Regions from separate parts of the Mus musculus genome. Here all the other regions are linked to region 1. Evidence: chromatin loops called from intact Hi-C (ENCODE). Cell type or tissue: left cerebral cortex. All regions are shown on one strand.

What was found. A loop is a pair of places that touch in the nucleus more often than their neighbours do. Peaks named below come from ENCODE experiments on the same cell type or tissue, not always from the same donor. Only the 100,000 strongest peaks of a DNase experiment are listed, where the experiment ranks them.
Region 2: it touches region 1 in a loop (2.2-fold over the local background); 4 of 42 quality-filtered maps call a loop at or near these places.
Region 3: a loop joins it to region 1, with 3 times the contacts of the local background. A loop is called at or near these places in 2 of 42 quality-filtered maps.

What each region holds. Positions count from the first base shown.
Region 1 is chr1:99,771,144-99,779,143 of GRCm38, reverse strand. It overlaps Cntnap5b (contactin associated protein-like 5B), which reads right to left and starts at 6,743. Exons shown (of 24, transcript NM_172851.3): 1 at 6,298-6,743. The coding sequence starts at 6,379. It overlaps Gm51641 (a long non-coding RNA gene), which reads left to right. Exons shown (of 3, transcript XR_003947954.1): 2 at 2,723-2,832. In left cerebral cortex, CTCF peaks have their summits at 4,844 (motif pointing left), 6,055 and 6,779; DNase peaks (open chromatin) are centred at 6,072, 6,346, 6,752, 7,880 and 2 more places; H3K4me3 peaks cover 2,613 bases.
Region 2 is chr1:100,210,876-100,218,875 of GRCm38, reverse strand. It overlaps Cntnap5b (contactin associated protein-like 5B), which reads right to left. Exons shown (of 24, transcript NM_172851.3): 11 at 5,103-5,209. Among named protein-coding and RNA genes, the nearest start is that of Gm41923, 38 kb to the left of the region's middle. In left cerebral cortex, no CTCF peak of the experiment used is centred here; no DNase peak of the experiment used is centred here.
Region 3 is chr1:100,228,776-100,236,775 of GRCm38, reverse strand. The region is part of intron 11 of Cntnap5b (contactin associated protein-like 5B); the gene reads right to left. Among named protein-coding and RNA genes, the nearest start is that of Gm41923, 20 kb to the left of the region's middle. In left cerebral cortex, a CTCF peak has its summit at 4,648; a DNase peak (open chromatin) is centred at 4,647.

The DNA of each region.
Region 1 (8,000 bases):
AAATGAAGTGAGTTTTCCATTAAAAAGGCTTTTCTATAATCCAGCACTAAATTTCATTGAATAGAATCCAAATGCTCCTTTATATCAAACCTAAAGCAATGAGAGAAATTTCTTATAGCAAGGGGAACACATATTTTTAAGATTTTAGATAAAACTTTCATTAACATAGCATAAAGAAAGTCAATCAAATGAGCTCAATCTTGTAGAAAAGTCAGGTAACTAACAAGCTGTTTATTTGTTGTTCTTTTCTTTTTTTAAATTTTTTTTATTACGTATTTTCCTCAATTACATTTCCAATGCTATCCCAAAAGTCCCCCACACCCTCCCCCCAACTCCCCTTCCCACCCATTCCCATTTTGTGGCCCTGGCGTTCCCTTGTACTGGGGCATATAAAGTTTGCCTGACCAATGGGCCTCTCTTTCCAGTGATGGCCGACTAGGCCATCTTTTGATACATATGCAGCTAGAGTTAAGAGCTCTGGGGTACTGGTTAGTTCATAATGTTGTTCCACCTATAGGGTTGCAGATCTCTTTAGCTCCTTGGATACTTTCTCTAGCTCCTCCATTGGGGGCCCTGTGATCCATCCAATAGTTGACTGTGAGCATCCACTTCTGCTTTTCTTTTCTTTTCTATTTTTTTTTTTTTTTTGCCTTCTTTTTTACTTCAGGATACAAATGCTTTCATGCTGCCTAAGTTAGACCTGCTCTGAAAGAAATCCAGAAGGAAGTTCATGCTGCAGATCCCACATTCTTTAAGCCAGTCTGAACTTCTATTTAACTTTACAATTGACTTCTACTTCTTTACTTTCTCCTCCTTCTCTATATTAATCAGCAGCACACCCCTATTAGTCTGCTGAGTTTTTCCAACCCTTAGCTTCAGTTCTACATTCTTCAAGACCATAGTTGGATGCTATTGTTGTTGAATTTCCACAACAGTCATAAGTAATAGTTGTTAAAATAACAGCACAAAGTTAACACATCTTAAATGCAAGTCTCTGCCAATACAAAGTAGAAAATTCTGAGTTTAAGCCTGAAAGCTCTTGCTAGAAAATCATTAAATCATTCGCTCATTCATCAACTTGCTCAGTCTTTTAGGTTTTGGGTGCAGTAGTGCAAATAAAACATGACAAAGAGGTAATGAATCTTAGTTGAAGAAAAAGGAATTATAGAAATTGTCACTTTACTGAGACAGAATATTCAAAAATATATTTTTCTGTGACAATTTCATATATACACAACATTTCTGATTCTTACCATCTCCAGTTTTCTTTTCCCTGTCCCCAAGACACTTCCAGTACATCCTGCATTAGAATGTGTGTGTAGGTTGGGGGGTTGCTGTATGTAGATTGAAAGACTACAAGGAAACTTTTTTTTAAGAGAAAATGGTACTGTAGACCAAATTAATAAACAACACATACAAATAAATCCAAGAGATATGAGACAGTATTTTTTGCTTGTAAAAAGTAGAGCTCTGTATTTTGTTAGGAGGGATACTGTAGATGAGGATTAGATGATTATGTAAAGACAGATGAGTTTCACCATACCACACATAACAGGACTTCATAGCACTACCTAAGCATAACTATGGTCTGACATTGTCAGACTTATGGAATATAATGTCTATAGAAGTGCCCTTTGTGGCAGTGCCCTGTGCTTGTGTATACACAGCACTATATTCTAAATTTCTTCTTAAGATTTTCTCCATCCCTTCTCAAGTTTTTAATTAAAGATATGAACGAGAGTAAATCCTCAGCCCAGGGTACAAGCCCAGATAGAAAGTTGCTTTTCTTTGAACAATGTGATATTTACAGCTATGCTTCAAATCTTGGTGTGAGTTTCTTCTTCTTTTTTTTTTTTTTTTCATTTTCTTTTTTTAGGAATGACTCTAGAGTTGAGTTTATGGAAAACTGCTAGCTCATGTCCTTCTCCAAGGCTAAGGTTATGAGGCTGAACTTAGAGAACCCGTGCCAAATTCCTGTGGATGTTATACAAACTACCTACTGTCATGCATTGGGAGACAGTTTGTTGTAAAGATATTTGTGTTTAAAAATGGATGTAGGTTGGGATTTACATTTTTCTCATTTGCTTAGACTATTAAATTTGGGACATGGTTAAGATCTACTCAATTGAAATTTATTCATATGAACTGGATCACTTATTCTACTTTGCCTTCTAAAGTGTGTAACCTGGGGGTATATTCTGCATGTCTACTAGTAGGAATTAAAATCACATTAAACTTTTATCCTGAATATCATTGTTTCTCAACTTTGAAGCTTGTTAATCTCAAACACACATAAATGAAATAACCAGGAAGTAGCATCTCTAGGTAACAATGACAAAACATTACAAGTAAACATTGTCTTTTTCATTAAACCCAGTCTTTTACTCCAGACACCAAGGTTCCTGGGGTCAGTGTGTAATCTTTACAAGCTCACCAGACAAAGGCACTAGTGTTTTAATGAATGAAATTATTTCCTTTGGGGATATAAATGTCAGTATTGTTTCCAAATTGGAACAGTGCAACTTCTCAAAATTTTAAAACACCATTGTCTTCTGCCTTATTAGGTAACTCTCCATTCTCCACCTTCTTATCTGTTCTGAGTAATTACCACACACAGGTCATAGTTCACCACGGTGTGTGTTTTCAGCTGGAAGACATTGAGGTGACAACAAAATATTTAGAAATTCATTGAATCATATCATTTTATTTTAAATGGATACAGGAAATTAAAGTGGTTCACTCAAAGAAAACTGAAGCCAACCGGACAGATGAGCAGAGACAAAGGAAGACTACAACTGGGAAGGTGGTTGTTCCTTAACTAGGAAAACACAGGTGAGAGTAGAGTTGCTCCAGTAGACATTATTATCATAAGTCCTGTTCTTAAAAAAATCTCTACTCTAGTTCTTAATTTATATTTTATAGTTGCAAAATGTTAATCTCTTTTAGATATAGGAGTTAAGTGAAGGAAATGGAAAGCAACTTTTTTTTTTACCTTTAATGATCAACATGAAGTTGCTATTAAAAGTCTGATATCTCTTTACTGTCATGATCAGCATTCTCACAGACTTTTTAAAACAGCATGTGAGAAAAATCTAGAATAGAGCTTATTATATTCTTATCATAGTAACATGTCTCTGTGACTCTAATAATAAGCATCAAACTTCCAAGAGGTACTTAGTTCTTGTTCTTTTTTCAGAAAAATTAAAGGTTTTTTTAAATTAAAAATTACATCATGTATTATGTTTCTTTTTAAAATGAAATTAACAATACATTTATATGCGTGTCATAATTAGTTCTCCTGCTTTCTAGATACCCTACTTTGTCATGATAAAAATTAAACTTGTTTAATCTTAGAAGAATAGCATTATTAAGATATTTAGCTGCTGTTCAATTTGGAGTAAACACATATCTTACTTGCTGGCTACATTTTACTGGCAGGCTGGAAAGGACAGTAATTAGATAGACACTTGACCCCTCTGGTCTGAGGCATCCTAGTTTCTAGAACTTCTTAGATACTGATTCTAGACACATTTGCCCAAATTCCCAAGTCATACCATAGCTTCTCATGTCAAAGAAGGTGAATGTATAATACTTTAAAAATTTTTACATTGACCTATATCTATATTCAAACTTAAACAGTCCTCTTAGAATATATATACCCAATGGAAACACTCTAGCTGTTTAATATCCTGAAAATCAAGAATGCGAGAATTTCCAGAGGTTTTTATTACTGGTAGGTAATTAGATTCTTACCATAGAAATGGAATATCTGTATTATGCTGGCATTCTTTCTAGCCTGATTTTGTTTACATAGTGCTTAATAAGAAACTTACACAATTTGTACTTTGGTAAGTAGAAAGGACTATGTGTGAAAGGGTGTATGAGAAAACCAAACATATACAAATAGATACTTACACACTACAGAGTATAGCAACAGCAATAAAGAGTGATTACAAAAAAGAGGAGACAAGCAAGCTATTTTTTAAGAAACCTCACACCTATAACTTAATACCCATAACTGTCCCCCATGGAAGAACTTGGTCACACGATCTGTTTTGAAGGCAGATATTACTCCTTAACATGTAGGGGAAATAATTTTTAAAAAGAATAATTCTCTTAAATTAAAAGGAAACTCTTGGAAAGGAAATATCTAGGTCATCAAAGAATATATGCAAATGTGAACATATTATATATTACTAGCAAATCCAATATCTACACAAAAACTGCACAATAGCTTAGAGAAACTGGGAAATACTCATGATTGCATTGAGAAGTTTTGCCTTATAGGCTCTGAAGACCACTAATATGCATAGATTTCAGAACCAGCTGCCAACCTATTGTTTACTGAATGTATCCAGTTTTTACAGTACAATAAACTCTCACTGCTATTCCTGAAGAAAACTGTCTCTAGAATACTTAGCCAGCTTCACTCACTCAGTGACTGTGTTACTTGTAAATGGGGAATGCAATGACCACTTGGGAAATTCTGAAGACCATTATCACCAACTTTCTCTTTAAATACCCAGAACAGGCTTTGTAACTATTGTGGATATGACAGATTGAAGTCTTAAACCCATGTCATTTAGTTTCATGTACATAATTAAAATACATTAACCATAGTCAAATTAATTTACAGAAAATATAGCTCCAAGAAAGAATTTCAAGAAGGGTGATACTTGAAGAAGCCTAAGTCACGCTGAGCACTCTACCCATTTCATCAGTATTCCTCACTCTCACCTATAGGATCTTCAAAGTATTCATGCTCTTCAGCTAAAGGAATGTGCTACAGGGAAAACACAATTCAGAGCCACGCCTCTACATTAACTGGGCAGCACTGACCTCTAGTGTTCGAGAAGGTAGAGAAACTAGCTCAGTAGCAAAGTTTACTTCCTGTCTAAGGCTCTTGGGTCTTTCCCTTGGGCACCATGGGGATAATTTCAATGAGAAAAGGGCAAAGGGGGGAGAAGAAAGTCGGGGGTGGGGGTGGGGGGAGAAAGGAAGTTTGAGAAAGCAGAAGAGAAAATTCCATTTACCTGAATGTAATCTCCCTCAATATATCCTCTAAAATAATTTATTCACTTATCAAAACACAATGGACAGGGAAGCCTAACAATTGTAAGCTTTCCAATCTTTGGATAACAGAAACACTGACTCTACTTTGAACATCTATTCACCTGTCTGCACTCTATAATGCAAATTCTGGGACAAGATCCTCTAAGAATTAAGTAATAAGGCAAAAGGATCGTCTATAGTAAGTCTTCTTATCTTTTTCCACCTGAAAATGATAATACAAATAAAGAAATGATAATACAAATAAAAAAAATAATACAAGTAAAACAATATTGGTCAAGTCTGGATAATATTTCTGAGCTTCAGTGTAGGAAAAGAAGATGAGGGAACAAACGCATAAACTTGAGAGTCTGTGGTAAGCCACCCTTGCAAAGAACACAGATGGCTTAATTGCATTTTTTCTCATTTGGGAGTTCCCAAAGAAGGCAAAATTTCCCTCCTTCTGCCTAAAGAAGCAACTGAGCAATTGAGCTTGAACCTCTCATAGGTTTAGCTATTTGTGTTCAAGTTTCACAAACTGGATTCTTTAAATATGTAGTACAAGGGGCAGATCTATGAGAGTCAAAAATTACTGCCAATTAAATAACTGTTATATGCTTGCTCGGGTCGAAACGTGGACAGTGCGATGCATACTCCCTATTCCTTCTCAGGCACCAGAATTTGGAGGGTGGAGTGTGTTCTGGAGCTCTCCCTCCTCTGCCTTGTAATAGGGAACCATTGATCTCCTGTAGTAACTACATTTGGACTACAATTCTTAGGCCCAAACTCCCAAACCCTTTACATGGGTGTTCATTGGTTATAAAATGCCCCAATTGGAACCTTATGCCAAAGGCAGTGAAGAGAGCTCAGTACTTAGGGTGGAGGTGGGGGTTGAGTTGTTTGGGGCACTTTTCAGATCGGTGGGAGATGCAGTTGCTGCTATTACAGAGTTCCTTGACTCTGAAGGTTCTCTGCCCCTAGAGGCTTGCTCATGGCCGTGCATCCCTGGCTGAGATTAAGAACCATGGAGCTAAGGGAACTTTATGATTACAAAAGAAGGGCAAGCAATGCAGGCAGCAGAGCAAGCTCCTTACAGTTCTGATAACTTTTGAAATAGTTGGAGTGGTGGTTACAGTTTCCCCCTTCATCTTTCCTTCTACCCAGGGCATATATGGTCAGAAAGTGGATAGTTATTCCAAAGAGCATCGATCCCACCTCATCTTCCCTCCCCCAGCTCTGAGTACTCACAATTTGTCGCTGTTAATCCAACGTGCCACAAGCCAGACAGCACCAAAGTCAAAATGCTGGTCAGTCTTGGTACAGAATCCATTTCCCCCGAGTGAGCGATTCTTCCAGTTGAATCCCAAATTCATAGGCACCAGCCTTGGCTTTTCTTTCTTTTCTTTTCTCACTCTCTGTTTCCACTCCTTCGCACAGCCTCGCCCCCTCCCACCCCCCCTTAAACAGACACTCTTCTCCTTCACTCCATTTTGCTTCTCAGATCCTCCACTGAAACCGTAGCAGAGCTTCCTCGGAGCTCCGAGCTGCAGTCGACAGTTCCTGCAACTGTCCCTTTCTGTGCTTGCCTTTCTTGCTTGCCTTCTCTTAAAGATTGCCTTTCTTAAAGGTTCAGATCTTGCGCACAGCTCCACCAATAGTCTAAAGTACTTTGTTCCGGCGCAAGAGCTAGATTCAGCACCAGGGTGAAGGACAGCTCCTTATCCGCACATTCTGAGCGGCACCGCCCCCTGCCTAGAAGCGAGCTCGCCTATCAGAGTGCCCTGGGCGGTCCTTGGTTGCTCCCGCGTCCCCCCACAGACGCTCCTGTGACTCGCTTAGGCTACTTGCTGGGAAAGTAAAGAGAAAAGATCCAATCTATCTGTCTGCCGGCCTGCCTCCCTCCGTCTACCTCTCCCCTTCCTCTCCATCCTTCTCTCCTCCCCTCCCGCCCCGACCCTCCCTCTCCCTCTCTCTGTCTCTCTGTCTCTCTCTGTCTTCTGTCTCTCTCCCTGTCTCTCTCTGTCTTCTGTCTCTCTCTCTGTCTCTCTCTGTCTTCTGTTTCTCTCTCTGTCTCTCTCTCTCTGTCTCTCTCTCTCTCTCTCTCTCTCTCTCTCTCTCTCTCTCTCTCTTTCCTGTCCATGCATCCCAGCATCCCTAACCACTTATCACTTCTCTTTCTTTTCCTCCCAAATTAGGGGCCAGTATTGGCATTTAAATCAGGTTTTCAAACAATGATGCTAAAGTGATGCTTAAAGGGGTTGGAAGAGAGAAAGAAGCCTTAGGAAATGGGATTTTCCCATGGAGAACTCAGCAATGACCTATGCTAGTGCCTAATACCTTTTTCCTCACTTCGCAGGAGAGAGTCAAAGGAAGCTTCAATTATGGGGTTCAATTTCAACTGTAGGGATGTGTAATTGACTAGTATTGATCTCATTGGGATTTCCGGTTTAGCCATTTAGAGATAGGATCGCTCTCCACTTTTGACTTTCCCTATCTGCACCTATCCTTGGTTGCTATTGGCACATTGCTTCCACAAGTACTACAGGATGATTGCTGCTGTGGGTCCCAAAGGAGCCAAGATGGTACGCTGGCATAAAAGAAAAACGTTTAAAAACTATTTTTAACAGGAAGGGGCTGGAGGATGAGTAGAAACAAGTGGGTGTGAGGGTCATGTGTGAGCCCATTGTTGGCTTTTAAAAGCTTTACATCTATAATAGAGAAGATGCATTTTGATTGCTTCCTCGGGGCTCTGCATTAGAGGTCTTGTTTATTTAGGTTCTAGCATAAGTCTGCTGACTTGCTTGCTTTGCCATAGATCAACTTATTGTGCATTTAGTGTGAAGCTGCCAGAAACGTGTCAAATGTTAACAAAAGAGGAACCAGTAATGATGTCTTCTATGTGAAATTTACATCAAGTTAGAGTCTATAGGATTTTTCCACATCAAAGGAAG
Region 2 (8,000 bases), 440 kb before region 1:
CTTTAGTCTCTTCACAGTGTAGCTTGCTGACATCCTAACAAAGCACCTCAGGTCCCTTTTCAGCTTTACAAAAGGGTGTCAGCTTTATTCTCTCAAGTCTGATGGAGTATTTCTTGCTTTGGATAGTCAATAAGCATATATTGACTAGGAACATATCAAGCTGTCTGGTCTTCACAGTTAACAGTCATCACACAGCAGAGTAGCTTTGCTAGTTCCTCTTTATGGAAACAGGTCTCTGTCACATTTAGACAATTGCACATAGTAAGTAACTCTGACAAAAAATATATTACAAACTATCTTTCATATCTTTATCATAGGCTTAACTCATATATTAATATTATAAGATGAGGTTCTTATTGAGATTAACGTTCTTTAAATTCCATGTTAATAAGAGATAGCTCTCAACTTCATATAGACAAGAAGGAAGAGAAAAAAGAGAAAGAAACGGAGAAAGAAAGGACAATATGAAAGAAAGATGAGGGGGAAGAAATAGAAGAGGAAAGAGGAGAAAGAAAGGAAGAAGAGGGACAAGAAAGGGAATGATGAAGAGGAGAGAAAGATGAAGGGACAATAAGAAAAGAAGAAAGAAGCAGAAGAGAAGAAGTTTGTTCATGTGTATGTATGTGTATCTGTGTCTGTGCATGAGCATGTATGTATTCCAATGTATTCCAATATGTGATGAGAGAGAGAGAGAGAGAGAGAGAGAGAGAGAGAGAGAGAGAGAGAGAGAGAGAGAGAATGTGTATATGCCTGTGTATATATGTGTGTGTATCTTGTTGGTAGGTGTGCATGTATAGGGACTCAACATTGCTGTCTATTATAGTTTTTTTTCATATTTTTGAGACATATCTCTCTTATCTCACTGATTTATCTAGACTAACAAGCCTGTAAGCCCAAGTGATCCTGTCATAACATCACATATCACCCTTAATTTTTACAGAGTGCTGAACATCGAATTCAGGTTCTTATGCCTGTACTGAAAGCTATTTACTAAGTAACCCATCTCTCTATCTCCCCCAGCACTGATCTAATGTCCATTACATAGTAGATATTTGATCTTTGATAGGTGCTGAAAAACACAAGTGAGATTGTGATACTGCAGACAGCATCAGGTTCAGTTGCTGGGATGAGAGCTCTGTTCCTGGGAAAACAATAATGGAGGTTTCAGAAGAGATTTGAAGAGGAGAAGGAAAAGAGTAAGAAGAGAGAATCAGCAGGATATATTGACTACTAGTAATGCTTGGTTGGTCAAGCATGATGACCTGAATTTGTCCCCTGGGACACATATCTGGAAAGTATCAGGAAAGTGATTCCTGTAAGTTGTTCTCTAGTCTATGATGATTTACACTCTCTCTCTCTCTCTCTCTCTCTCTCTCTCTCTCTCTCTCTCTGTCTCTCTCTCTCTCACACATACACACATGCACACACACATGCATGCACACACTCACACACACTCACAAATACATACACATGCACTCATGTATGTGCTTGCATACACAGAGACATACACACACCAAGTAAGTAAACAGGTAAATAAATATAACACATTCATTAATTCATTAATTAATAGAGTTTTGAAGACAGAGTTTATCTGTGTAGCCCTGGCTGTCCTGGAAGTTGCTCTGTATACCAGGCTAGCCTGAAATTTACAGAGGGCATCTGTTTTCTGACTCTGAAAGAAGAAATAACATACAAAGGGTAAATTGCTTGGAGCTTGGTCTTCTGGCAACACAAAGAAGTTCCAAGAACTTAGCCTAAGCACCAAAACAGAAGTAATCAATTTGTATATGATAGAACTGTGAGCAGAGTGAGCAGCAGCTCACCTGATTGAAAGCACACTGATATGCAGGAAAACTAGAGGGGCACAATAGGTGGGGTTACTTAATGCTGAGTCTGACTGGGCTGAGTCAATGAGAAGCTGACTAGCAGGGGAGGAGTGTGGAGGAACTTTTGGTGGCCTTTCGGAACAGCAGACCTCTTCCCAAGTGGCAGTGTTACAGCTCTGATGAGAGGAGCTCTCAGATAACAAAGTAGTTCTCACACACCTTTATTCCTTCTGGATAGGATTCTTATATACAGTTTGGGGATGGGTCAGGGTCTGGCAGCAGGTACTTGCCATTAGCTTGGTCTGAGAGCTTGGAGCTGCCTTATCTGCATGTGGGAGGGCTTAGGGTGCTGTTCCTACATGACTGTGCATGTGCATGTGTATGTATTTGTGTGTGTGTGTGTGTGTGTGTGTGTGTGTGTGTGTGTGTGTGTGTGTGTGTGTAAATCATCATAGACTAGAGAACAACTTACAGGAATCACTTTCCTGATGCTTTCCAGATATGTGTCCCAGGGGACAAATTCAGGATAAATAGTATTTAATATAAGAGGTGATCATCAGGGTGACAACTTCTCTGAATTGATCTCCAAATTACTTTTTTTCTGGGGACAGTATCACCTCTTATATTAATGGATGTCAATTGATGGATAAATAGGTGGATTTTTAAAGAGCTTGGAGAAAAGCAGGATGAAACAAAGAAAAATATAGAGAAGTGAGTTTGTTCATGCAGCTGGGGATGAGCTAGGCATGCACTGACTTTGTCTGGTCTAAGATATAAAGTCAACTGGAGCTGTTCCTGAGTGTAGTCAGAATATAATTCAGTAAAAATCCTTCTTTGTTTCAGGGAATCAAAATATTAATTATCAGATATACAAGGCAGTTTGTCAGTAAATGAAGAACAGTCATTCTATGGTCCTAGCAGTCAAATTTAAACAATTTAAACAAAGCAAATGAAAAATACTAACTCCAAGAGTACAAATATTAACTTCCATTTTGATATCCAAGCATTTAGCAGAAAGACATGGTAAGTAGTTTTATCTATTAAGTGATTCCAACAGAAAAGTGAAAATAAAGTCAGAGAAAAGAACTGTGAAGTATACACTGTCTTAAGTCTTTCAGACACTTAGAAGTATGAAGTAAGACCTTTCAAATCAATTTGTTTCTTGACCTTCTGCCATTTCTGAGGACTAATCCTGTAAATAATGCAACTCATGATGATGAGAAGATTGCTAAGTTGGAATTTGCTGTGCATAAGCATGAGAGTCTAAATTTGTCCTTAGAACTTATGTAAAAGGTAAGTAAGAGTGTTTTGCACCTGCAGTCTCAGAGCTAGGTGATAGGTAGTGACTATCCTGGGGCCTTGCTCACCAGCTCATCAGAAACAGTGAGCTCCAGGATAGGGGAGAAGCTGCATCTCAGAAAAAAAAAAAAAAAAAAACAACTAAGCAAAGATAAAACTGACAACTGAATTCAGCTTCTATCCTCTATACATACCAGTACAAATTAGGACATATGCATACATATATACACACCCATATACATAGCACAAAAAGAGTCCACATCTTGTGGACCATGCCATATATCTTTGATCATTCTGCTCCAAATCTCATTATGCCTCCCATCATTACACCTCTTTCCCACACAGATTCACTTCTAACTTCATGTCTTCTGTATATATGACTTAATTCATCTAATACAATCTAGGACTCACAAATGAAAAAAAAAATGCCTGGAAAACTGAATACTAGACCAACAAGATATATTAGCCAAATCACCCCGGGGGATGGAAGGCTATCGAAAGAACTCCAAGTCAGTATCCCATAAACACTTGCACATCAGTATTGCTTTAGCTCATTTCACAGTAGCTACGTCATGGAACCTTCCCAGGGCACTGCCAGAAGAGGAATAGATAAAAAAATGTAGTCATACACATGAAAAAAATTATTTTCAACCCTAAACAAGGATGAAATTATGCCAACCACAAGAAAATGGATATTTCTCCTTTCACATATATCAGCCCAGTCCTGTTCTCTTGTCTCCTGACTCTGTCATTAGTGCTCCATTCTAGCGCATGGGTTCTTTACAGTTTCTCCACAGGACAATGTTATACTCACTAGTATATACACTTCCTCCATACTCTGAATTCTTCTTTCTATTTTTCTTCTATATCTTGAACACAATCAGCCTAGGCCTTCAATCTAAAATTTTCCAAATGCCCACCACTGACATGTAGTCACGAATACTTACAATCAATATTTAAGATTTTTAGCCTCTCTTCTCATGGTCTGACATATTATTCCTTCTATTGAAGAAGACAGTAGGGTAGTATCTGATCAGGCAAATGTGAGCAGAAATATTACTCATTCATATTTTCAGTAGAAGCCTTTGAATAAAATACAAGCCTGTACCCTTATCATGTATTTCCTTCCTGTATTTTCCTTCTCTTGGCCATAGCAATATTCAGAAGATACCGCTACCATTTATTAAGATAATGAGAAAGAAGGCCTGAAAATGTGTGAGGGACTTTGTGGTATAGCTATGTTGTAGTTTGAATGTGAACTGTCTTCCATAAGTTCATGTTTGAACATTTGGTCTCTGGCTTGTGGTGCTGTTTGGAAAATTTCAGAACTTTTAGATGGTGTAACCTCATTGGAATAAATTGGTAACTGGGGACAGGACTGGAAGCTATAGAGCTTTATTCGATTTTCTAGTATAGTCTGTTTCCTGAGTGTGAATACAAAGTGATGTCAGGATTTCTGTTCTTTCTACCATGCCTTCCCCACTGGTTGCCATGCCTTCTTCCTTTAGAATAGCTAGTATCTTTCTGGAACTGTAAACCCAAATAAATCTTTTCTCTCTTAAGTTGCTTTGGTCATAGTATTTTATCATTGTGGTAGGAAAATAACTAAGACAGACATCAAGCCACTTGTCACTTGGACCATTGATATATGAGCTACTTGTTGCAACAGTACAACTCAAGTAATGAAGACATTGCCATCTTGCAAAGCTCCCCTGTGTAATTATAGCATCATTTTTCTCTTTTAATTTACCATATATCTGACCTCACTTTGTTTACCCTGTTCTCATAAATTTCATAAAGATATGGCTTGTGTCTATTCTTTTCCTCTGCACCATTCAGTATTTGGAATATTGTATCCTATTTGATAATTTATGCTAAAGGTATAGACAGTGCTCACAATGTGGTGAGTAGCCAGGGTCCCCACACTGCATTCCTGGAGTTGTATCTACATACTGTAGGCACATTTTGTGTACTCACAATCATGACAGGTGGCTCCTGTGTAACCAGTATTACTGCAGTTGCAGTAGAAGTTTGTCCAGGTTTGAGTACAGTGTCCTCCATGTTCACAGTAGTTGGGGAAACACCTAATGGGAGGAAATGCAAAGCAATCAAGCCAAGATGGTTGAAACAGACAGGCAAGCAAAAACAGGAGCAACAGGAAATGGATATGCTAAAGTCCTATTACTGCCACAGTTAAATGATTTGAAAACCATTCAGACATGCTGAGTCGTAGAGAACTCAGAATTGAATTACACCTTTAAGTAAAACCTTAAATTCTTTTGCACAGATACAAGAATGGAGGTAGGAATATTCTAGAGAATAGCTAAATATTTATTGTGGCACAAAATGCAGAATGGTTATAACTTTACATCGGAACAAACACTTGCCACAGACCACGCCAGTCGGATATGGGGGTCCCTGGGACGAGGGTCCTCAAAGGCTAGATCAGTAAGGATTCATTGGTGACAAACTGAAACAAACACAGAGCCAGTTTGAATCTGAGTGTATTTTGCAGCTCTCAAACAAAGGTTTTTATATATAAAGAAACAAGTATTACAACTCTTAGAAGATGTGTTTCATGAAGCAATATCATCATTGACATTTGGCACAGTAAAGCACAAAAATCATCCAAGTCTAGTGGCATATTTCCAAGAGCAGGTTAATAAATTTTTATGGTCAGTTATTATTTAACCTCTGCTACCTGATTTTTTGGTGAATCTTTAAGGTGTAAATTTAAACTATTTTAATTTTTTTTTATTTAAGGCTTTCTTTACCATATACTAAAGCCAACTTCTGATGACACACATATATCCATATGAAATTTTATTGTTGGGAAAGTTTTTATCTATCTTAATACTATTTTGTGATTTTGTAAGTGATTTATAAAGTAAAGCGCTGGTTTTTCTGTAGATAAGGTCATGGCTAGTGACCCCACCTCAAGGGATAGTCTCCATTTTTTTCTTTAAATCCTAGCCTATGCTATCAGGAACATCTCATAAAGAAGAAGTGGAACAGCAGAAGATAAAATACATACACTGCTATGAGAACTACGACTCATAGCTACTGGAAAAATAGTTTAATTAGAAAAATGCTTGTCTTACAAATATGAGGGCCTGAGCTCAATCCCACAGAATCTGTGTACATGATTTTGCATGCTGCTAATGCCAGACAGAGTTAAGGAGTTAGGGACAGTCAAATCCCTTATACTCATTGGCTATCTAGTCTAGCCTACTTGTTGAGTTCCTGACCTATGAGAGAACCTGTTTCAAAACTAAAATGGATGATTCCTGAAGAACAACAGCTAAGGATATCCTCTGGCATCTACATCCAGAGGTCCACACACATGCATTTGTACAAACATCAACATGAAAACATACATACTATACAGTTCTATCAATATAAAAACACCCTAAAATAACATTTTTTTCTTATGCTACACAAATTATAATGATTTTAGGACAACATTCTCAAGTCCAGCTGTATATGGAGAAAAAGGTTTGGTGTAAGCTGTCAGAAATACTAGTCATTTAAAAACATTTTTAATAAGTTTCCCATAGTCCTTGCACTAGTGTTAATAAACTCAACCTAACATTGAAAATATAGGGCTCAAAGTCATTTGTCTATGGTCACTAAAAGAATCACTGTTGTATTTCTCACAATGAAAAGAACATTTGAGAAATGGAAAAGTCTAATAATTCTAGAATAAGGAACAAACTGAGTGAGAACATGCAGAGCTTTCTTATAGCACTGTGTATTTAGGACCAGTGTACTGAGACTAGAAAAGATCATCTCAACACACTTACTTGATAGGAGACTTATAGGTAAGTCTTATAATTTGCTTATTTGAAGAGGCTGTTTCACTGCTTTTAAGCCTTTTGGCTAAGATCAAGTGAAAAGACTGATTCATGAGCATGGTTTCCAGATGCTTTAATCAGTTCCTGTTAAATGCTGTTTCTTTTCTTTGCTCTATCAAGTAGCACAAACTGATTATTTTAGAACCAAACACAGAAAGTAAATGTCATATAGATATAAAAGGGAACTAACATTGTATGTGGATATTGGTAGTCACAACCAAAATAATATATCTAAAACAGTCATGGTAGGATGGAAAAGATGGTTCAGTGGTAAAGCACTGGCTGCATAAGTATAAGGGATAGAGTTTGTATCCCTAGCACACATGCAATATTCCAGGCAAGCAAGACAGAACACTTGTGACTTTTATACCCAGGAAGCAGAGAAAGGAAGTCTCCAAGGCAAGCTGATTAGCTAGAAAACAAAACACACTCACTTTAGAGTCAAATGAGAAACTCTGACTCTATCTACAAGGTGGAAATTGTAAAGCAAGATGTGCTTTGTCAACCTCTGACCTCCATATGCACTCATGATAAATGGAGAACACACAGACATCATGTGCAACATCCCCCTCTGCCAATTGTTGTAAATGTTCTTGACAAATGTGACTTCTTAATGCATACTTTTTCAATTTAAATATATCAATTTTCTGGATGATTCAAAGCCCAGATGAGGTAACACAGTTAGTGTCTGACTTGATGAATATGGCAGACACACTGCCATATTTACTCTGTATGAAATCAGAGTGCACAAGAGTTTCAGTAGATGATCAAGATTTCAAAGAAAGCATTGGATATGGAAGGGGAAGAAAATCAATAAGCATAAAAAGAAAAAATATGATAACTCAGAAAGTATCCTAACACTTGAAAACTGGTGCCAGGGAGATAGGTCTGTCACTGATTAAGCAAGTATGAGATCCTGAGGTTAGGTCCGAGAAACTATATAAAAAGTCAAGACATGGTCATATGTGTCTGTAATCTTACCTCTAGGTGGTAAAGACAAGCAGCCTCCTGGCACTCACTA
Region 3 (8,000 bases), 460 kb before region 1:
CCCCCAAAACCAAGTGTGGAGCCCAAAGGAGATTTACATACCCCAAAGGACAGAAGCCACGGAATAAGAGACAAAGACAGGAGATAGAAGATGGAGGAGGGAAAGAGAACAAAGGAGAGTAGAGAAAATGGGTAAAGGAAAGGGATACTGAGAATTTATTCAGGGAAGGGAGGGGTCAGACAATGGACTTCTGAATAGAGAGAAGAGAGATGTGGTACATAGGAAAGTGACAGTTTATAAAGGTACAAGGGAAAGAAACCCCATGTACAGATGAGGTGTTTCATTTTAATTGGGCATGTTAACTATATGAGCCAAAGGAGGTTTTTCATTGATGGCTATTAGTACATTGATAGCTAGACTTTGGTAGTCACCCTCAGAAGGAGGAAATAGCCCTTGGGGGCTAGCTTCAGGATTGTAATCTAACCAGTTTTTATCCAGGTAGACAGAAAAGGGTAAGGTTTTCCAGAGCCATGCTCATTATCTTCAAGTTGGACAAAGTCCCTTCAGCCACATGAGAACTCTGGGATAGGTTAGAAACTGTGTTTGGAGATCAGGGCCTGAAACAAGAATAGAGATCTGTACACTGGGGCATATATTCCCCACCATATCCACAAAAAGACCAGATATAAGTTTTTCCTGGTACTACGTAAGAAACTGAGTCATCCTTTTCTTCCCTAGCCTGAGATGTGTGACTCTGCTGAAAACCTAGATCTTGCGCGCTGGACTCGACCAGCAAGTAAGATGCTGCAACAGAATCCTTCTGCACACGTTTATTGGGAGAGCTTGATTACAGAGGCAAAGAGACCCCAAGCCCAGAATTGGTGCTGCTTATATAGGCCTAGAGAGGCATGTCTCACACCCGGATTGGTTATGCACTATACCTCATTTGCATGTTCCTCATCTGATTGGTTACTCTCTCTCAGTACCTCACAGAACCTCATTATCATAACTCATTTGCATGTCTCACATCTGATTGGTTATACTCCCAGAACCTCATTATCATACCTCATTTGCACGTCTCACATCTGATTGGTGGTACTCTCAGAACCTCATTATCATGTCCGGGCCAGGCAGTGTCTTGGCAAAAAACTTTACTGCATATGTACACATTGGTTGTTTGTCCAAACTTATGCATGGTGGCCAGCAGTAGCCAGCACCACTCTGCAACAGCACATGTGGCTTCCCACACCTAGACATCAGTCTAGTGCCAAGGGACTCACCAAGAAGTGGGCAGGATTTCTTGCTTACAGGTAACCTCATTTAAAGGGAATCCTGTGTGAAATAATGTTTTATAAGGGTTGAATGAAGTTCTCATCTTGTGCCAGTTTTATGTCACTATAATGGAAACACTTGACATAGTTAATTTGCAAAGATAGAAGGTGTATATAGTCTAATAGTTTTGGTCCATGAAGCTAAAAACCCATTCCCATTATGCCTATGTCAGAACAGTTCATCTCAGAGGTATGCCAAGGCATTCATATGAACACACCAGCAGACAAAAAGACAGCAGAAGTTGTCCCTCAGTCTTAAGCAGCCCAAATTCTAAGGATTCACTTGCTAATGGTGCTACTTTGGGCTCAATCTTTAAGACATGGACCTCTGGAGGACAGTAAATATACAAACTAGATATGGTGCCACTAAATTCACATGTTGCACATAGGTTTTATGCCATAAAAGAATCATAAGAATGTGTATAGCATAAGAAAGACCCTGGCATTTGAACAAGATAATAGACAAACCCAGGAGCCACTTTTCCTCATTGATGAAGTGTGTGTGTGTGTGTGTGTGTGTGTGTGTGTGTGTGTGTGTGTGTAAACCAAAAGTCCACATCAGGTGTCATTTTTGGCCACAGTCTAACTTGTGACTTGAGGCAAGGTCTCCTAACTTGCCTGAGACTCACTGGTTGAGTTAGGGTGTCTGGTTTGTGAGCTCCAAAAATCTGCTTGTCCAGTGCTATGATTCTAAGCACATGCTATTATGTCTGCCTTTGTATAGGAGTTTGGAAGATAAAACTCAGTCTCCTGCTTGTGCATCAATCAACTCTGCCACCTCCCCTGACCTCACTACATACATTTTAAATCAAGGATAAGAGAGTGAGCTATAATTTGTTTACATAAGAATTAGTATACTTCCATCTTAATCATATGCTACATGACACTATAACCAGTGTCAATATCACAGGGCTAGACAAGCTTATGTGACATGGTTGTAAATAATACAGTCAAAACTCTTATGCTGCAGGATGCCACATTTTCAGAAGTATAACTGAATATATTTGAAGCGGAGAATGACAATGGGGCCAAGGTAATATATGACTGTGAGGGTGAGTTTCATGTATTAGCTTGGCAAGAATACTGCACCCAGTCACCTAGTGAATCACTGATCTCAGTGCTGCTGTAAAAGGGTTTTGTAGATGAGATTAAAATCTATGAGCAGCTGACAATATTTAACGGAGGTTATGTGGAAAATCTGGGTGGGAAGTCTGAAATCATCAGAAAAGCATGACATGGAGCTGAGTCTTCCTTGAAAGAAATATTGCCTAGGAGCTCAGAGAGGGCTCAGGCAGTAAACTGTCTAGAAGCATGAAGTTCTATTTCCAGAACACACCCCAAATGCTGAATGTGGTGACAAGAGTTTGTAATGCTAGTCCTGAAGAGGCAGATATAGTGAGAGGCTCATTGGAGAGCCAGCCTAAGCTGATTAGCAATTTCAGCCTGGGGAGGGTGCTATCTTAATAAAATATATATATGGACAGTTCTGAGAAAACAACACAAAAGATTTTCCTCTGCCTCCCTGAGATGCAAACATTCATACTCATGCACATACACACATATGAACACACATGCACAAACACATTCAAACACACATACTCACATGTGGATCCACACACATTTATACAGAAATACACATATGTACATACAGTCACACACATAGGCAAACATGCATGCAAAGAAAATAACACACTTGCACACATGCCACAGGCATGCACACACCCAATTCACCCTTTCATGCATACACACACACAATGAACTCAAATGAACTCAAACGAAGTCAAATGAACACACATGAACACATTCACTGGAGGAAAATAGCTTAACCTCCTGTCTTGGACATTCAGCCTTCTTTCCCAACTCCATGCCCTTTGGATTTCAGACTTGCCAATTAATTCCCACAATTACTTAAATCAGTTTATCACACTAAATCTTCTAGTACATCTTTCACTGAGCTTTTTCTTTTCCTGCAATCTGACTGATATCAGTGATGTCTATCATCCTTCATCTTCTTCAGTAATAACTCCAGATGATTCTGGCCAGCCCTTCTCTTACCTGCCCACTCCCATCCTAGTTCAGATCCTCTGGTTTCTTGAAACTTCCTTACCTTCTTATCTTCTCTGACTGTGAAGATCACAGGTGAACATGTACCTTTTTTTTTAATCTCACTCTTGCTCTTTGCTGAATAGGCTACATGTTTTCTTCAGCTTGATTTATCCATACCGAGTCTTATATATTTTTCAGTGTGTATTATAATACTGCCCTTCAGAGTTTGCTATTCTGAAGCCATTTGCCTTCGAAATCAAGTCTTAAAGTGTTTTAATGCTATAGACAATATTTAATCTATGATTTGGTCCAGTGTAAACACTTATTTGTACCTAACTGATATAAACGTGTTTTGCACAGATGAGTAAGTTTGAGAGGAAAAATTTGCAGGATCATGAGGTGAATGAAATAAAAATGACAAAAGAATGTTACTGTAATCTCAGACAAGATAAAATATAGAATCAACTATGAATATATATATATATATATATATACATATATATATATACATATATATATATAACTATGATTAGTGATTTGAAAGTCTGCTATAGTGATTATCACATTTTGATTCAAAGCATACTCTGTACTAATTAATAATCAGCAGAAATTCCCCTTTCTGTTAAATATTTCTTTTTGTTTGTTTGGGTTTTTGTTTTGTTTTTTGTTATTGTTTTTTTTTTTTTTCAAGACAGGGTTTCTCTGTGTAGCCCCGGTTGTCCTGGAACTCACTCTGTAGACCAGGCTGGCCTCTAAATCAGATATCTGCCTGCCTCTGCCTCCCAAGTGCTAGGATTAAAGGCGTGCGCAAAGCACTTTCTATATCCAACAAGTTCATAACTCTCCAGAGACCGCCTGCCAGAGACCAACAGGTAAGGGTTGTGGGAAACAGTGAAATCTAGAGCAGCAGCTCAGAAATTAAGAGACTGCTCTCTTCTTGCACAGGGTCAGAGTTCAGTTCTCACTGCCCATGATGGTTGTCTTACAAATGTCTGTAACATGATCTGTGACAAGTATAACATATTCCTCTGGCCTTTGAAGATACCTCCCCTTACATGTATGTACACAGACACAGATAGATAATTTGAAAATAAATCTCCAATTTTAAAAATGATAGTCTCCTTTTGATGACAAGTGGGAACTGTGTAAGGGGATTTTCAAGGTCAGGTTCTCTGTAAAAAAGAACTGTTAGTAACTCAAATATAACTAAAGAAAGTAGGGGAGAAATTGCACCTGCCAACAGCAACAGCTCCTCCTGCTATCAGTAGAAACATGAAGGTTGTAGCTGGGACATTGCAGACAGTTTTGAGACCAGCATTGTAAAGGGCTGCAATCTACGTGCCGCCACTAGATAGTGCTAAACCTCTTTGTGCGCAGCTGCGAGAGCACAGCCAGCCAAAGTCACCAGTCCATCTCCGAGGCTTTTGCCCAACCCCTGGGGGCTTTAACCTATCCCCAGGGTGCATGAGGATCATGGGTGTTGCTACCAGTCCTAGTTTAGACACGTCACCAAAAGTATTTAAGCCACACACTTTCTGAGCTTTCTTTGTCTACCTCAATATGATATAGAAGTAAAAGTTAACCGTGGAAGAATCTGGTGTGTCCTGTGTTTATTTCCCGCGGGACGGGGATAAGCTCGGGATACTTGGTGCTGAAACCCGGGAAAAAACGCCTTAACAACGCGGCACCTAGAGGAGACCCTCCGACCAACCGGAGCAGATTTCAGAACCACGGTGGATTTTGGAATTCCGAGAGCATGCTGAATCCTTGTAAGTAACTCTGATCCTTCTTAATCCCTCCCCTTAACTGGAAGGTGGCACTAAAAGCCTTTTGTTCTCATGCTGGCTGTGTTAACCCTATTTCTCCTGGTTTGATCCTGCACTCACCAGAAGTGGCGCTGAAAGAAAAAGTTTTGAATGCTGTGAAGCACGATCAGACGGACGTATATAAGCCGCAGTGCTCGTCTCATATTTAAGCCTCTCGTAGATAAGGGAGCAGTATGGGAAATTCACATTCTGTAACTACAGCTCTACACTCTGTTTTAAAACAGCGAGAGATAAAAGTTTCTACAAGAACCTTAGAAACGTTCATTAAGGAAATAGAACGTATATCACCTTGGTACGCGTGTTCAGGGTCGTTAACTCTTTCCTCTTGGGAGAAATTAAGGGAAGACTTAGCTAAGGAACAACAGAATGGGAAATTAAAGGCAGGGACCATGCCATTATGGAAACTGGTGAGATCGTGCCTGGAGGATGAGAGATGCCGTCCAGCAATAATAACAGGGCAGGCAATATTAGAAGAAGCACAGGACAGCATGGCAGAAACGGAATGGTGTGAAAGGTTAGGAGCTCCAAAAAAGGAAAATGTGCACAAAGTAAAAAGCCCTTCCAGAGACCTTGAGTCAGAGGAAGTGAAAAATTTGAGGATAAGTCCTCAGGGAGAGAAAAAGGAAAAGGAGAAAGTTCAGAAAAGGAAAAGCCTTTATCCGGTAAAGGAACTAGAGGCTTTGAAGCTTGATAGTTTAAAAGCAGATGAGCTTAGCTCCTCTGAGGAAGAGGAGTCGCATTATGAGGCAGCTCATTATAAAAAAGAAAGATACCATCCAGAGGAAAGGCGAGTGAAGAAATCAGAGAAAAAATTAAAAGTTACTGGAGACACAGAACAGGCCACCTCTGGGCCTTCTAGTCTCAATACACCTCCACCTTATGTGGAGAAATTTTATTCTGATTCTTTTCTTTCAAAGGAGGAAAAGAAAAAATTATATCAGACATTTCCTGTCTTTGAAGCTGCAGATGGAGGGCGAGTACACGCCCACGTGGAGTATACTCAGATAAAAGAACTTGCTGAGTCGGTTCGCAATTATGGAGTTAGTGCCAACTTCACTATCTCCCAAATTGAAAGATTTGCTACTTTAGCCATGACCCCTGGAGACTGGCAGACAACAGTGAAGGCTGCACTCCCTAATATGGGGCAATATATGGAGTGGAAAGCGTTGTGGCATGATGCTTCTCAGACACAGGCCAAAGTCAATGCCACTACTGAAGGCAATCAGAGAAATTGGACATTTGAATTATTGACAGGACAAGGGCAATATGCTAATAATCAGACGAATTATGATTGGGGAGCATACAATCAAATCTCCACTGCTGCCATTAAGGCGTGGAAGGCACTTTCCAAAAAGGGAGAGTCTGGAAGATACTTGACAAAAATTATACAAAATCCTCAGGAGTCATTCTCAGACTTTGTAGCTAGAATGACAGAGGCAGCAGACAGAATTTTTGGAGACTCTGAACAGGCAATGCCTTTAGTGGAACAGTTGATTTATGAGCAAGCCACTCAAGAATGCAGAGCAACAATTACACCTAGAAAGAGCAAAGGACTGCAAGATTGGTTAAGGGTATGCCGTGAGCTTGGAGGCCCCTTATCTAATGCAGGGTTAGCGGCTGCCATCCTGCAGGGCCAAAGGCGTTCAGATACAAATAGTAATAACAGGGTCTGCTATAACTGTGGCAAACCAGGGCATATGAGAAGAGACTGCCAGGCACTCGTAAAAGGAAAAGTGCTAGGGCTATGTACCAGGTGTGGAAAAGGCTATCATCGAGCCAGTGAGTGTCGTTCAATTAAAGACGTCAGAGGCAGATTTATTCAGTCTGGACCTCAGGCAGAAAGAAGTGAAGACAATTCAAAAAACGAGTTTCTGGGCCCCAGGTCCCAGGGCCCCAAAACATATGGGATCCCAGCTCACAACAGGCGGACACTACAGTCCACAGAGCTGCAGAAGTCTCAGCAAGAGTGGATCTCTGTGCCATCACTCGATTCATGCTGACACCCTCAATGGGGATGCAGCCCATTCCCACTGACTTCAAAGGGCCTCTGCCATCCAGAAGTGTTGGCCTAATACTGGGCCAGGCCTCCTTGGCTTTACAAGGCCTCATTATCCACCCTGGAGTCATAAATCAAGACTATGAGGGGGAACTTCAAGTTCTTTGTTCCTGTCCTCAAGGTGTTTTTTCTATAGCACAAGGAGATAAAATAGCTCAGCTAATAGTCTTGCCAAGCCTACATGGCTACTCCCCCTCCCCTGGTGTCCTTCAAGCTGCTAGAGAAATTGGCTCTGCTGAAAATGATTCTGCTTACTTAATAATGCCTCTTGATTCCAGGCCAACTTTAGAGTTAGTTATAGAAGGGAAACACTTCAAAGGGATTCTAGATACAGGAGCAGATAAAAGTATCATCTCTTCCCACTGGTGGCCAAAATCTTGGCCCGTTACTCAATCATCACATTCTTTGCAAGGGTTAGGCTATCAGTCCTGCCCCACTATCAGCTCTCGCACTCTGAGCTGGCAAGCACCTGAAGGTCAAACGGGAAGGTTTACTCCCTATGTCTTACCACTCCCAGTTAATCTTTGGGGGAGAGACATTTTACAGGCACTAGGAATAACCTTGACTAATGAGTACTCACCACAAGCTGTTCAAATGATGAAGAAAATGGGCTATAAAGAGGGAAAGGGATTAGGGAAAAGAGAGCAGGGTAGACTTGAACCTATTCCTCAAGAGGGTAATAAAGGAAGACAAGGCTTGGGTTTTTTCTAGAATCAGCTGTTGAGGGTTCCATGCCCATACCTTGGATTACAGAGGAGAATGTATGGGTTCCTCAATGGCCTCTATCCTCTGAAAAATTAG